2 separate regions of the Mus musculus genome follow, and region 2 is linked to region 1. A link is a loop called in an ENCODE intact Hi-C map of the cell type or tissue named here. Cell type or tissue: heart. All regions are shown on one strand.

Region 1 (8,000 bases):
AAGATGGAATGGCTCAGTTGCTACTTTCTGACAGAAAATGGGCTTAGAAGAATCTTCCTCCCTTGGGGGCCCTGTGATCCATCCAATAGTTGACTGTGAGCATCCACTTCTGTGTTTGCTAGGGGGACTTTTGGGATAGCATTGGAAATGTAATTGAGGAAAATACGTAATAAAAAAAAAAAACTTCCTCCCAGTGAAGCAAAGCACCTTACTCATCATATATGATTGCTTCTGTATGTTTTCTGTATGTTAAACTGCCCACCGGGGTGTGTGTAGACAGAAAGCCAAAAATGCCACCTATGCTGAAAAACCCAAGGTTTTCTTTCTTCCCTCTCCCTTTACAACCTATTTTCTTCTCTCTAGTTACTGCAGAGTCGTCCCCAAAAGGGATTTTGTAATTGTAACAAGCAGAGCCTCAAGTTTGCATTTAAATGATGGCTATAAGGATTCATGGTTTGCAGTTTTTATAGACTTGGGGTGCAAGGTTAGTGTTACATGAAGTGTGTAGCCTGCTCATCCTATAAGGTCTTTATAGAACAGATCCTGAGAGAACTGGGGTTGGATCAATTCACTCAAATTCCCAAGGGAGCGACAATGGTGTGATTGCAGTATGAGAACAGCTTTGATGCTATAGAGAGCATCCCCAGGCAGCTGAAGATACGGCTTAAAGTAGACAGGCAAAGACAACAGAGAGTAAGATGGCTGGACACAAGGAGATCAGCTGAGATCTACCTGACCAGCAGACTATGACACAGGAGACAACCAAGTCAAGCCTGTGGCCATCACTCCAGAATCATTACTAGGGCTTGCGTCTGGAGATACACCAGGTAGAATTCTGAGTTGTCCCAAGATGGGCATGGTGGGGACAGAGTTCAGCTGGATGGATCCTCCACTCTTCCCTTAAGTCACTCCAGTGAGTGTCATCAACATGGTGCACATGAAACCCGACTCCTCGACCATTCAACCTACTCACAAGCATCAGTTTCGCAAGTATGAATCCATGGGCCTCTGACCCCAAGCCCTTGACCACAGCTCAGCCATCCCTCGGTGGTACCTCAGGACAGTAAGTAGTCTGGGTGTAGCCCTGTAAGCACCGGAAGACTACCTGGCCCAGAAGCCACAGAGTAAGGGTGACCTCTGCTGGCTGTGAGTGACCACAGGAACCTGCTACCTGAACTGTTCCATAAGCCCCACCACCACTTAGCCACGTACACAGGTCCAGTGTCTTATGTGGATCTGTTTTCAGAGCTGTCAGTCTGACTGTCTGTCCATGTTTTTGGTAGGCTAGATTTTAAATTATCTCCATTTGATCCTCTTTACTCTGAATATAAAAATCTGGAGGCAGTCACAAGTTACTCAGTTTCCGATATCTCCTTTGCTTTTCTGCCTTTACACTGAGCACTTAACAATGCAGTCTCCCCTGGTCCCTGTTGTTGTTTTTCTGCCCCTGGTTGTTCCACTTTAGGCATATATTTCCTGGTCGTAATTAACTCAACGCCATACAAGTCTCCCAGAGGAACAAAGTAAGCTAAAGATTAGATGTGGCTATATCAAAACTCTTTATAAAGTGCACGTGAGACCTTCCATAAGGACAGGTTTTATAGATGAAGTGAGGAAAATAAGACTTATGATACGGTTGGGGAGATAAACCAGCCCAGTGTCCACCACACAGAGTGCGTGTGAGGGTCACCAGGCTATTTAGTAAATCTACTCCCAGCCTCCTGGGAAGTTATGCACCCTGCCCTGTGAAGGAACAATGCTGTGTGCTCAACATTCCAGGGTCCCCTAGTGCCGTGGTTCTCAACCTGTGGGTCATGACCTCTTCGGGGCTGCACGACCTTTTCATCGGGGACCCCTTATGACATCTGCCTATCAGATATTTACATTATGATTCATGACAGTAGCAAAGTTACAGCTTTGATGTAACAACAAAAATAATGTTATGGTTGGGGTCATTGCAATTAGGAACTGTAGTAAAGAGTGGAAGGGTTTGGACGGTTGGGACCCCCTGCCCTGGTGCTTGTCTGTGAACACACCAAGACCTCCCTGCCTTCTACAGCATCTGGTTTTATTCATTTCACCCACAGTCTGCCTCATCCCTTTTTAAGACTGCTACCTTTAGTGTATTTTATGGAAATGCCATCATTCTTTGCGCAATACCCTAGAGACTGGATAAACATGCTTACATTCTTTATGTTCTCCTGCTGCTGCCGGACAATGATGCGACAATGAACGTTGTTACAGTGGTCTGAAATCCCTGGCCTGCAATTTCAAGGCCCAAACAGCTTAGGAAACTGAACGTCTTTTCAAAATATTTAGCATACTCCTTGGCACTAAGCCTATCCAAGCTGGGAGGAGGCTGTTTATAGTTCTTATGCTGCTTTAATGTGAATTCGTGCGTCTTTTTTGCTGACATGCAACTGGCTTTGATTATAGGTTGTTGCCCCAACTCCCTCTAGGGCTGTTACCAACCATACTGTATTGTGTGCACCAGCTTATCTTTCCAAAGAACAAGCAACTTTCATTTTCAAAGCATATTTAGCACCAAGAGTTTCCAACAGGTGACAATAACCCTGTCACAGTGTATGTATTCGAGACCTATCTTTAGGGCAAATTGAGAAACGCTGACTTGCTAAAGGCACGTGTGCTTGAAACTTGTGATAGATGCTGTCAATGTGTTCTTCAAGAGTAACGACAGTCTCAGTAAACGCTAGCTTGGCATTCTGAACAGAATTCCAAATTAAGATACAGTGTAGCTTTTTATAAATGTGGCATAATAAAAATTAACTGAGTCTAAAACCAAGATAGCATGATAATTTTATTCAAATAGATGCTTGTTCAATCAACTGTTCATACATTCATCAAGAGCCCAGGAAATGGCAAGCACTGGTCAAACACTAGAAATATAGCCAGAAACAACCATGGAAGGTCTTGGCCCTGATCCTTTGGAAAAGTAAAGGACAATAAACATGAGAAATGAGCACAAGTGTTAGATAAATAAATGATTTTTAGGCAAAAGCTTCATTCTTTATTATATAGATAATAATATCTCTTCTTACCAAAGGTGAAAAATCAAACAAGAAATAGTAAGAGACATAAATACACAGCTTGACAGAAAAATAGGTAATTTTTTTTTAAAGCACCCTCTATCAATACAAGGAAGACAAGTTACTTAGCGCTGGTATACGTTTCTGAGAGCGGCAGCTTCAAATGTGGCTAGGAGCCTACAGAAGCAATGAAGCTATGCACTCGGGGCTCTTAAGTGCTGAGCCATCTCTTCAGACCTCAAATAAATATTTTGGTTTTTTTTTTTACAAAGTAAATAAGGATGATAGAACCCGAGGGATATGATGAAATTTTAGATTAAATAACTATCGAAGACCTTATTGAGGACTGAAGAAAACAAAACTGGAACAAAACAAACCAACCGAACAAAAGCCTCAGTTGACAAGTACCACAGCAGCATTCCAGCAGCATTCCAGCAGCATTCCAGCCTAGGGAATCAACTACAGAAAGAAGATGAGCCCCAAGGCCCTGAATTCAATACGCCCAAGCATGCAAAATAAATACATGAAAATAAATTAAGAATAACGTGAACCAAAATTTTAAAATTAAAACCAGAAATGGTCATAGAACAAGAAAAACGGACTGAGCACAGGAAAGAAACAGAAGGGTAAAACCACAAGAGAAATGAAGCCGGTGTAAAGGTGAGAAATACTGCTTCTAACAGAGCACTGCGGCCCTCCCACACAACACCTGCCTGAAGGCACCCGTGAACTCCGCACAAAACACAAAGGGAACAACAAGAGTGTTCCAAGGAGGAGATACGAGCTGGTGTGGTGTGAAGAAAAATTCACAGAACACTCATTCAAGCACAACAGATCCTGTACAATAAATAAAAGTCAAGAAATGCAATGCAGAAATAGGACTTAATATACCCTGACTATATTAACATCAAACTATGAAATCCCAACAGACTACACCTAGAAGCCAGTTCCAACTTTTAAAAGATTTATTCTTATGTGTTTTGTCTGCACAGATGCCTGGGCATCGGATGCACTTGTGGTACCCACCGAGGCCAGAAGAGGGCATCAGATCCCCTAGAACTGAAGTTAGAGATGTTTGTGAGCCACCACATGGTCCTAGGAATCAAACCTGGGTCCTTTGAAAGAGTAGCCAGTAGCCGGGCAGTGGTAGTGCATGCTTTTAGTCCCAGCACTTGGGAGGCAGAGGCAGGTGATTTTCTGAGTTCAAGGCCAGCCTGGTCTACAGAGTGCGTTCCAGGGCAGGCAGCCAGTGCTCTCAACCACTAAGTCATCTTCCCAGCCAGTATCAATCTTTTAAATCTCTAAAAATATGAGCATTGAATATTGCTTAATAATTCATAAAAGGAAACCTCAACATAAATTAATATAATGCCGGACAATGTCGGCACATGTGGGATGAGAATAGCATCTAGATAATTAAATGCTTATAAGTAAATGCTTATAGCAACAATTAAGAAAGATTTCCAAATATGGAACCTAAGTTTTAACTCAAGGAACTAGAAAAGTTTTACTTTAAGTCAAAGAAAACAAAAAGATAATTAAAACAAGTAGAGCTAATAATCTATATGGATAATATGTAAATAACTAGGAAAAAAATGAGGCAGAAACAAAGGTTCTTTGCAAATACCAGCAAACTGGAAAAGCTCCTGCCTTGCTGACCATGGGCAGATACTAGTATCAGGAATAAAACAGAGGGAATTCCCAATGAAGCCAGCAAAAAGTTAATAAAGACTTCTAAGAATAACTTGATGTTTATAACTTGACAACCCCAGAAAAGGGTGTTTTCTCCAAACTCACAAATAAGCAAAACCCAAGCTTTTTCTCAATCCACTCTCTCAAGGCAAGTTAAGGTTATGACTACCCAGCCGCAGGGACCCTAATCCTCCCCATACCACTGCAGAGCTCGGTACTGTCTCCTGGAAACAAGCACATGGGGAAGAGAAGGGGCCATCCTTCAGAAGGGCGGTGGCCTGCAGTGTCTGGGCCTCAGCATGCTGGCTTATTGATCTCTAAGGAACCTGATTCTCTACCAAAATGAGGAATTCTCATGGTTCACACAGAACACGGATCCTCAGGCAAGGCCGCGAAGAACAGAACAGGGGGGTGACAGCTTTGCTTTGCAGATGAGAAACATGAGTTCCCCCTGAGATGGAGCCTTTGCCAAGTGGGGGCTCACTCAGGATGAAGAATGAAAAACCACCCCTTGCTTCCCAGAGACAGAGGAGGGGCCCGTGGGTGTGGACTCATTCTCCTCTGTATCTTTACAAAAGAAAACGTAGTCAACAAAATTAGAGACACTCTAACCAGAAAGTTTTCATACCACAAGTTGTAGGGAGATTATATTTATGTATCTATCACTTTCTTACTTTTGTTCAGAATTTTATCCCGAGAGATAGGATGCCTTTATGATAAAAATGTCTTGCCATCTCTAGCGTTCTGATACTCAGGGATGGCTCTTAAGATTTATGGAGAAAAGGTTTGAAAAACTCATCATCTGACACATAAAAGTCAACTCTTCTGCTTCTACTGTGTACCGGATGGCGTCCTAGCAGTTTGTCAGGGTTTTTAAAATTTTTTTTTTGAAACATGAATATTTTCTTTTGCTCTAAGTTTAATTCCAGTGAAATATGATCATGACAATAAGCTGTTCATAATGAATACATCTATAGTATAGATGTTATTAAAGACCGAAAATAATGCTTGTGGCCCAAACACATTCACACCTTTCTCTTGAATACCTTTCTCTTGAAAATGACTACATGGACGGACCATGAATGAATAAGATTAGCCAAAGCAGCATATGAAGGAGAATGTAAAGAGAGTAAAAGAGGGGATCGTGGAGGAAAAACAAGAAGTAGAAGTCCTACCCAGTGGCATTGCCCCTCCGTGCTGAGACTAAAAGAAGCTTCAGGCTGTACTGTGTCCCCATCACACAAGTCAAAACTACTGGGCTCTAGGAGGCAGAAAGCGATCCAAGGATGCACCGCAGGAAACCTCTAGCAGTTCCAACAGGACACTGCTCTGGAGGGGTAAGTAGTTGGTCCCTCTACTTTGCCAGTCCTTTCTCACATGTGTGTGCACGCCTGCAAAAATGTGCACACACACAGTCTTGGAGATCACTGTGAAAGGTAGGAGGAGAGATCGTCATGGCTTATGGTTTACTGCAAATGTGTATCACCCAGCGAGATGGAAAGCCACGTGTGCCATGGCGTACAGGAGGTGCCCACGGGGTGCCCTGAGGAACGCCTACATCAGCTCGGGTGATCCGATTTCTGAACGGTGGTCCTGACACGCTTTTCCAGCTCCAGTAAGACCTCATAGAATTTTTCAGCAGTGTCTTCATCTATGTCCATCTGGAAAACAAGCACAGATAAAGATGACTGCAAAAGAAAAAACAAAACACAGTGCACTGGCGCAAAGGGAGGCGCCCACGCGTGTAAGAGAACTGGACGCTAGGAAGGGGCAGGAAGGGGCAGCTGGGAAACACCTGAGGACGGAAATGCTCATGCAAACTGGCATCCGCCAAATCTCCTGCTGCTTGCTTTGGCAGAGAGATACACAATGTCTTTCCTAGTCTAACTCCTAACCCAACCATGAGGGAAACGGGGAGTGCGGGGAATCACATCTCAATTCCTGTCCACACTCACCCGCTTCCAAAGTGCTCCTATGTGCATGAAACTGGAGATCCTGTCTTATATCACTATTATGTTGTATTCTTGTTCTTCCTAGAGAAAATCTTACTTCAACCGAACACAAGAACTATAAACAGGATCTCTTTGTTTCCTAATCAACGAGGAGCCTGAACCTCAAAAACCGGGCTCTTCCTAAAGGCTAGGGGTTAAGGAAACCTTCAACATTTTGGAAGTAACATTTCTCCTCATTTGATTCTTTTCACTATTTGGACTGAGACTGCAGATGTCACAGATCTCTCTGTCCAAGCTCACCTTTATTGAAATGTATCCCAGGAAAAATCTTCATTCTGGTTAGATTCGTCCTCAGCCCCTCTGCCTCTCACGCCCCCCCCCAACTCCTCCCTGCCCGCAAGGCTTTCGTATCATTTTGGTTTGTGTTGTGGCACACTGGGTTTAACAGAGGTGGTCCACACATGCATGGGTGTGGCGGCCTGCTGCAGCGTGGCAGGCTTCTCAGTGGATACACAACTGAAGACAATGACTGCCCTCCAACCCCAAGATTAGCAGTCACTACTTCCCTCAACCCTTTAACAGAGGGCAAAGCTGATTTCCACAAATGAATCAAAGGCTAAAGTATTCTCTTCAATGTGCCTCACAGAATATTAATGAAATGCTTGGGTTTGTGGAATTAAACATTTTCTTCCCACTGATAGGTTAATTGTTCCCTGTAAGGTTATAAGTTTAAATAAACTCTAAAAGCCCCAAAGGGAGCTTAATAATTTATAACAGAGTTTCTAAACTGAATCACTTTTATATATTAAGGATTATAAATTAACACAAACTTGAGTTTTGTTTTGTTTTGTTTTTTTTAAAAAGATATGCAGGGCAGTGCGTATCTTCAATCCCAGTACTCAGGAGGCAGAGGCAGGCAGATCTCTGTGATCTGCCTCTGTAGGTGAACCTGGTATATAACTAGTCTGTGCTGATTAATTGCTTGTCATTTGACACAACTGTCATTTTGGAAGAGGTAACATGCATGAACTGAGAGAAATGCTCCCACCAGACTGGCCTGTGGCTCATTTTCTTGGTTGATGAGTGATGTGGGAGGACTCAGCTCAAGGTGGGCAGCTCCAGCCCCCCGGGATGACGCTCCTGGGGCTATCTATCAGGAAGCAAATGAACCAGCCAGTGGGAGCAAGCCAAAACGAAGCGCTCCTTCACGGCTTCTGCTTCGGTGCCAGGCTCCAGGTTCCCCTTTTGCATTCCGGCCCTAACTTTCCTCACTGATGGACTGTGATGTGGAAGTGTAACATGAAATAAC
Region 2 (8,000 bases), 190 kb after region 1:
CTGGCACTTGCTGGCCAGCCAGAGTAGCTAACTGACTAGTCCCCGGTCTCAACATACATCTGCATGCACACACACACACACACACACACACACACACGGTCTGAGAATAGGTACACCATTTACTTAGTATGCATAACACCTCAAGTTCCCAAACCTCTAAAATAAAAGATTCAAACTAGCAGCCTCAAAATGGTATCTGTGAAAAATAGCTACCTATTCACCTCTAGAGACAGCAGAAGGTTTGGAAGGTTTTCAAAAGGTACCACCTTCCATCCTCTCTATCTTTCTTCCCCATCTGCCAGCCGTCTGGAAACTCTATATTCTAGAGTTGTCTTTTATTTGACCTGACTCAGGTTTCACCCAGTAGGAAACAGTATCTTTAGGTTGTTTATCAAAAGTATGCAGTGGCAACGGTGTAACACGGCAGTGGCCTATGGCACACCAAAGCAAGCAAGGAGCTGGCCAAGATGATTTAAAGAGAAAATTAGATTTCCTACATGAACTTTGCAAAGTTCCCCAGTACATTCTTAGGGATCTAAAAGACTCAAACTAAGCCCATAAGTATGCCTATAAGTGGCTAAGAAAGGTATATTTTCTCAACTCTGGCTAACAATAAGATACTGGGCAAACAAAAATTGAGAAAAAAAGAAGCTGACTAGAGGCTGGAGAGATGGCTCAGTGGTTAAGAGCACTGACTGTTCCTCCAGAGGTCCTGAGGTCCTGAGTTCAATTCTCAGCAACCACATGATGGCTCACAACCATCTGTAATAAGATCTGAAGCCCTCTTCTGGTGTGTTTGAAGACAGCTACAGTGTACTCACATAAATTAAATAAATAAATACATCTGAAAGAGAGAGAAAGAAAGAAAGAAAGAAAGAAAGAAAGAAAGAAAGAAAGAAAGAAAGAAAGAAAGAAAGAAAGAAAGACAGACAGACAGAAAGAGAGAGAGAGAGAGAGAGAAGAAGGGAGGGAGGGAGGAAGGAAGGAAGGAAGGAAGGAAGGAAGGAAGGAAGGAAGGAAGGAAGGAAGGAAGGAAGGAAGGAAGGAAACTGACTAGTGTGTTGAGAATGTACCCTGGCACTCACATAGAATCTGTCAGCAGAAAGCAGAAAAACAACATTTGGTTTAAAATATCTAAAAAAGTTTCTCTTATAGCTGGCCACTAAGTACAACTAACGGAAACATTAGTGTTCACCCATGCAAAACATGAAGACTATTAAGTCAGTAACAATGAGGAAAAAAGAAATGTGATTTTCAGAGTCACTATGCTGTGCTATTTTAATTATCTAGTAGTTTTTAAATGACTTACACAAGACCAAGAAAATTAGTCTATGTAAGAGGGAAAAAAAGTAGTTGATAAAAATAGATCCTGGGGAAACCCTAATGCAGGCTTACTAGTAAAAGGCTTTAAAGCAGACATCATAAATCTTTTCTAAGAAATAAAAAAAAAACTCAGTGCAAATAGTTAAGAGCAAGCCTGAGAACGATGTCTTATAAATAAGAAATTGCTAATTTTAAAGAACTAAGCAAAATCTTAGAGATGAACGGTACTATAAATAACCAAAATTAAAATTCCATAGATGAGAAAACTTGGTTGGTAAAGTGTTTGTACAAAGTGTGAAGACTCGAATTCGATCCCCAGAACCTATCTGAAGAGGTGCAGGGCATAAATCTAGACACTGTAACTGAAGAAACCACACAGTTTGGTTGCAGGACACAAAGGAGTCAAAGTGAGATTGACCAGGAAACCTTTTCCCCTGCTGGCTTTCCGAGTGCCAGGAGGGGCTAGGCAGACAGCAGAGGGAGAAAGACATCCGTGGTCTTCCTCAGCACAGGACCGTGCAGGCTACAATACCGGCCTGCTTAGGTGAGATGTGTACACGGATGCAATTGTAGTTTGACAGTTACAGAGTCACCAATCCCTTTCTGATCCACAAGAAAAAAGGATTCATCCCCAGTACTGTATCCTGGTCAAAAACTCATAGCTGTGAAGACAATATGCCCTAGATATGGGGAGACTACATGACCTAAATACTCGCTTTCATACCCACAGACCTGGGCTACTCTCAGTCTTGGTCAGAGAAGGTTTTGATTTTTGTTGTGGTAGCTGGCAGCCATAAACGCAGACACTTAAAACTAGTCGACGGGCTAAGAATAGAGGACTGCTAGTGCTTGGCTCTCAATGAGACGTCCATATCACCTATGCGCCCAAGGCTCGGGGAACACTGCGGAAGAAAAGGTGGAAGGGATGTAAGAGTGGACAGGAGTGCTTTGAGATGTCTTCCGGACATGACGTAGCAGTTGCACACGTGAACTCCATTAGCTATGTTTGTCTGCACAGGCTCAAGGCAGTCAAAACTCCACCAGGGATGGGGAAAACAAGGCCCCCCGCCCCTAGCTGAGAAGCCATTGGCTACTGCTGGCTGCTGGCAGAGGGAGAGTGGTTTTCCTTTGTTTATATGGCCGCTGGTAAGTTGCTCCAGTGGATAGCCTCATACCTGGGTACATATGGACAATAATAATTATACTCAATGGTGTATGTATGTGTATATGTATGTGTATGTATATATATATATATATATATATGTATATGTATACACACACATACATATATACATATGTATATATATGAATGAAAAGGTCATAAAGTTGGAAATGGAACATACCAAGTGGCCACCCACAGGGAGTCAGAGGAAGTAAATAAAGGTGGTATGGTGCTGCCCAGATTCAGGGTGGATATTTTGTTTATGGTTTTGTTTGTTTGTTTGTTTGTCTTTGTTTTTTTAAACTTCTCTGGAAATGTCCTCTCTTGGTCAAGGTGTGTCTCCTAGGTAACTCCAAAATCCAATCACATTGACAATGGCGACTATCCACCACAAGTCCATATATATTAAGCCTTTTAAGCCCGAGAGCTGGCTCAGAGAAATACCCCTGCTAAGCAGAGAACAATTCCCTGGGTAGGGTTAGGACCAGGATGCCACCTATCCTAGCTTGCGGGGATGAGGCTCAGGGCTCCAAAGAGGAGGATGGTTGGAAAGATGTGTAAGACACACAGGAAAGTGGTCAGTTATTTCTGGAGAACCGGACTTTGGAAAAGTTGAACTTGGTTGAGGCAAAAAATTGGAATTTCTTATATCATGATTTAATTGTCTAGATGCAAGAAAATGATCCATTCAATTAAATGATAAGTTATAATTAACTTTTAATGAATTTACTAATTCTTTTTTTTGGGGGGGGTGTCGGTCTTCAAACCTAGGGCTATGCAGTCCAGGCACTCTACCACTGAGCTACACCACCCCCCTGCACCCTCTTTTGAAAAGGGTTTTTGTTGAAATGGAATATAGAAAAGATATATTGAAAAAGAAACCTCACCAATTTGTAGAATCCTTGCTATTGCTATTTCTGTCTGTCATAAGCTCTGTCTCGTCCTTCATCTTCACCTATCATCTCTGCCATTTAAACCACACTTAGGCTTGAATTAATCTTAGTAAGCAGTTGGCGCCTAAATCCTGACCCCAGCTCAGATCTAGCATGTAGTCTGAACTGTTACTACCTAGATGCACATCCTTAAGGGAGTGGCTTCTTTTGGAACTCAGTTACTTATATGTAAAATGAATCATTCAAACTAAGTACTCTGGTCTGCTGCAAGTGGGAAGAATAACAGAAAGACACACCTGTAGCGTCAGGGGCAAGATGGTTGGGCTAGGAAGGAAGCTCTGGGAGGATGCATAATGACATTCATTGCTGCAAAGCCAGAGCTCCTGAACCAAGGCTGAGTTGCTACTTCATCCCAGCCTTTGTTCATACTGCCCTCTGCTGCTCAGACATAACCCTTCCACAAAAGCCACAAAGAACTGTGGCCTGCCAAGACGAGGCCTCGGGGACAGCTGACTCACAGGAAGTAGTCTATAGTACAGTCAGAAGACGTGAGGAACCAAGTCTGCCAAAAATATTCTGCTTCAGGGCTTCGACTATTACCCTCATATTTTATGTCTCTTCATGGCAGCGTTTCATGTATTTCAGGCTCACTCCAAACTCACTATGAATTTAAGCTCCTTCTGCCTCCATTTGTCAGGGGCTGCAATTACAGTTGTGCACACCATCCTGGGTCTGATACCCTCAAAATCCTAACCTCGAGTTTTCTTTATACTAGGCCTCCTAACAGCTTGGCATATTAGAGCTAGGTTAAGTCCTGAGGGAAAGGACAATGGCAACTACATTGTAGAGGATTTCAGAAGGCTATGGGAGGTGGGGGGAGTCCCTATCCACAGATGTGTCCAATCTTTTTGTGACATGATGTTGTCACCTAAGTTCATACTTAAGAACTAAACAGTCAAGTAACGATCCCTCTCCCGATAGCTTTTGACCAATAATGCTGATTGTAATAGTACTCTGAGCATCTCCACTTGAATATGCTTATCTGTGAGAATGGGTTCTCAAGTGTCTTCTCTTCTAGGGTTTGACTTTCCATCTCCTATATGTGAGTTATCAAGATTTCTATTGCATTTCCCAATTGCTCAATGAATAGGGTTGGATGGGATCTTGTGCTCTCAGGCCCTCTTCTACTATGACATTCTGACTTGTGCCAGATTCAGGCTGCCAAATGCTCGCCTCTTCAGGATGTCTTTTATGAGCAGATAAACATGTTCAAAGAATGTAGGAATCTTTCCCTTGAAACAATTAGATTTGCCTAAATATAGTCCTGTTCTCTCAAATGTTAAGTATTCCCAGAAGTGCCCTGCTGCCACACATACTCACACATACATACTCACACACATATGCACACACATACACACATGCACACTCACATACACACACACCTACCTTCCAGATAACAAGAAAATGTCACCCAGGCCCAGGAACAATTGATTGGTCTTCGGCTGATGTTGCATAACCTTGTCAAGATCCTCATTACTTCACAGTAGCCCAAGTATGGCTCTGCCTTCAGTCATCTGGTCCTCTCTCTTCTTGTGCTATGAGGCCAAAGTTTGCCAACTTGCCTCTTCCTTGAACTATTGATGGTGACAGTCACAAAAAACAATTGATTCTTAGCCTTTCCATTTCCTCTTCAGCACAAAGAACTTAAACCTTGTAAAAACACAACTGTTTCTGTCTGTTCCTCTCTCCAACACTTTAGCTTGTGCTCAACATTTTCAGAATGCTGTTTGGATTGGACCATGTGACAAGACTGTAGAGCCAGAAGACTTGGATTTTAATCCCTACTCTTCCATATCCTAGTAATGAAATTTTAAGTTACTTAAGCCCCATCTTTGACCAATGAATTATATCTTGAAACAAAACTGCATGAGGTATAAAATGTTCTTCTTGAGGCAGAACTTCGAAAAATAACAAATCTTAACTGTTCAGTTTTAGGATTTTTTTTTTCCTTTAAATGGCTCCATGACCACTGCCCAAGTTCAGAGTATTTGAAAACCCTGGCAAATGCCTGTGCTCCTTGCTCGGTTGCCATCCCTCCTATAGGACTTTGTTATTCTATTTTCCTACTATGAATTCATTTCTGCCAGTTCTTAATCACTGCCTATTTGGAATAACGTCATTGTTACAAGGTGAAGATTTCTCCGCAGTTCTCTTCTCAAATGAAAAAGCCTCCTGAGAGGCTCTGCCAGTGCCTGGCAAATACAGAAGTGGATGCTCACAGTCATCTATTGGATGGAACACAGGGCCCCCAATGGAGAAGCTAGAGAAAGAAGCCAAGGAGCTGATGGGGTCTGCAACTCTATAGGTGGAACAACAATATGAATTAGTATCCCCCAGAGCTCTTGTCTCTAGCTGTATATGTAGCAGAGGATGGCCTAGTCAGTCATCAATGGGAGGAGAGGCCCTTGGTCTTGTAAAGGTTCTATGCTCCAATATAGGGGAATGCCAGGGCCAGGAAGCAGGAGTGGGTTGGTTGGGGAGCAGAGGGAGGGGGAAGAGTATAGGGGATTTTTGGAGAGGAAACTAGGAAAGAGGATAACATTTGAAATGTAAATAAAGAAAATATCTAATAAAGAAAAAGTTCTCAACATAAATTTAGCCTAGTAGTGAGAGTACATGCTGGAGACTCGGGCAGGCTGGCACAGGCACTAGCCTCCCCTCCCACTCACTTCTGCGTTATGAACTTTTTTATGTTCATGACTATTTTAGTGGGTGGCATACATTTATTTTGTTAGAACTTAGTGATCTAAAGGCAGTCTATTAAGCATCTATATTCCCACAGTGATGAGATGTTAATTTTGTGTCAGTTTCCTTAGGCTAAGAAAATACCAGAGAGCTGGGATACCATTCTTTCCCAGGGGGTCTCTAAGGATGCTTGGGGAGGAAGGGGGAGGGGGATGGAAGACATCAGCATATGAAACCCTAAATCAGTGTACTGTAAAGATCAGCCTTATTCATGTGGGAACTACTACTGAGGGCCTGTGGAGGCAAAAAAGGTGGGAGAAGTATGCATGTGCTGTTTGAGCTGGGACAACCATCTTCTTTGTTTTATGACCCTGGCATCTTCTGGATGGCTGGGATGTACACTATTAGTTCTCTACCTTGACAATGGACTAGAATTATACCACTGACTTTTTCAGACTTCAAGCTTATAATCATGAGGTCACAGAACTTAGCTTCTACAACCTTATGAGCCAATCTGTCCAGAGAAATGTCTATATAACTCTATCTGCCTGTCAACCTCCTTAGGAGCCATTTCCCTGGAGAACCCTAACACAATAGAGTTCTCGAGCACTCTTGCTGCCAAACTCCAGTCAACGGGATCACTGTTTGCTCCTGTTTAACGTCCTTCTTAGCATTAAATTATCTTTATTATGAATGTTTTTCAATGAAAACTATTAAGGAAAGAACTGTTGTACCTTTTATGTCTCCAGAATGCTGGCTATGACCTCACTCCCTTAAGGATCACTTCTCAATGTGCATTTCCTAAAACCTGGAGCTGCAGAGAAGTGAACAAGAATTCCTGGAAAGAAACTGTGCAGCAGAGCTGATTGTCTAGTTAGAACTTCAGTGGTGTGGAAGGGTTGATGTTGCAGGTCCAGAGCCTAATTATAGTTTATTCTGGGCTATCTTTTTAGCCCCCTTGATGGCCATTCTAGTCCACCTGTTTCAGGACTAACATCCTGTGACTAACAGTTTAAAAACAAACAAACAAACACACAAACAAACAAACAAAAAATCTTTTGGAATGTATTAACTAACAAAACTCTACTCTTCCAGCCAAGAGGCTAAGAGTTATCAGACAGCATAAGGCTTATAACTGAGATTTCTCTGATTTTAAACTTCAGTATATTTGAAAAGCACTTTGATTTACAACTTTTTTTTGTTTTACAATAAAGACTTCAAAAATACTTCCACATTGGAACATGGAATTTGGGGTAACCTAACTTTGTGTTCCCGGGCTACAATCACTCATATTTGACTCCAGAATAAATGATCTCTTAGGACCTTTGAGGTAAACATTGTGGTTTTGCGACACCAGAGACTGAATTGCAAAAGCACCCGTCTCGGGCAGTAGAAAAACAGACTGGAAAACTAACCAAATGGCTGTAGATTATATTCCTCATAGATTATACACGGTGTCTCTCACCTCTTCTCCAGATCAGACTTGGCAGTCATCAAGAGGAAATGCTAAGATAATCTAGAACTAGAAATAAAATCTCCCATCATGAAAAGCCTCCAAACCTGGGGATGGAGGTGGGGATCGACACGCCTTTTGTTCATCTTCCAGTGGAAGCAATGGAACACACCTGAGGGCCTGCACATGTGCACGGTGGCTGCCAATCAAATATTCATAGTGTGATCTGAGTGGACTCTATTAATTCTCTCATAAAATCTCCACTGTGGCCAAATGACTTCGGTTCCTCTTTTGGAAACACTATCCAGTCCTGAATGTGGATAACGTTGGGGCAGGACTTAATGAGAACTGCCTGTGGCATACGTGCTTCTCCTCACACTGTCATGGCCTCCGGGCTCTCTCCTTACTTGAGATTCTCTTTGCT

The links. Peaks named below come from ENCODE experiments on the same cell type or tissue, not always from the same donor. Only the 100,000 strongest peaks of a DNase experiment are listed, where the experiment ranks them.
Region 2: it touches region 1 in a loop (4-fold over the local background); 37 of 42 quality-filtered maps call a loop at or near these places.

The regions. Positions count from the first base shown.
Region 1 is chr1:169,946,735-169,954,734 of GRCm38, forward strand. It overlaps Hsd17b7 (hydroxysteroid (17-beta) dehydrogenase 7), which reads right to left. Exons shown (of 9, transcript NM_010476.3): 9 at 2,803-6,400. The coding sequence ends at 6,299. Among named protein-coding and RNA genes, the nearest start is that of Hsd17b7, 18 kb to the right of the region's middle. In heart, CTCF peaks have their summits at 1,113 (motif pointing left) and 4,089 (motif pointing right); no DNase peak of the experiment used is centred here; H3K27ac peaks cover 320 bases.
Region 2 is chr1:170,132,732-170,140,731 of GRCm38, forward strand. No RefSeq gene overlaps it. Among named protein-coding and RNA genes, the nearest start is that of Uap1, 38 kb to the right of the region's middle. In heart, a CTCF peak has its summit at 3,815 (motif pointing left); a DNase peak (open chromatin) is centred at 3,850; H3K27ac peaks cover 412 bases.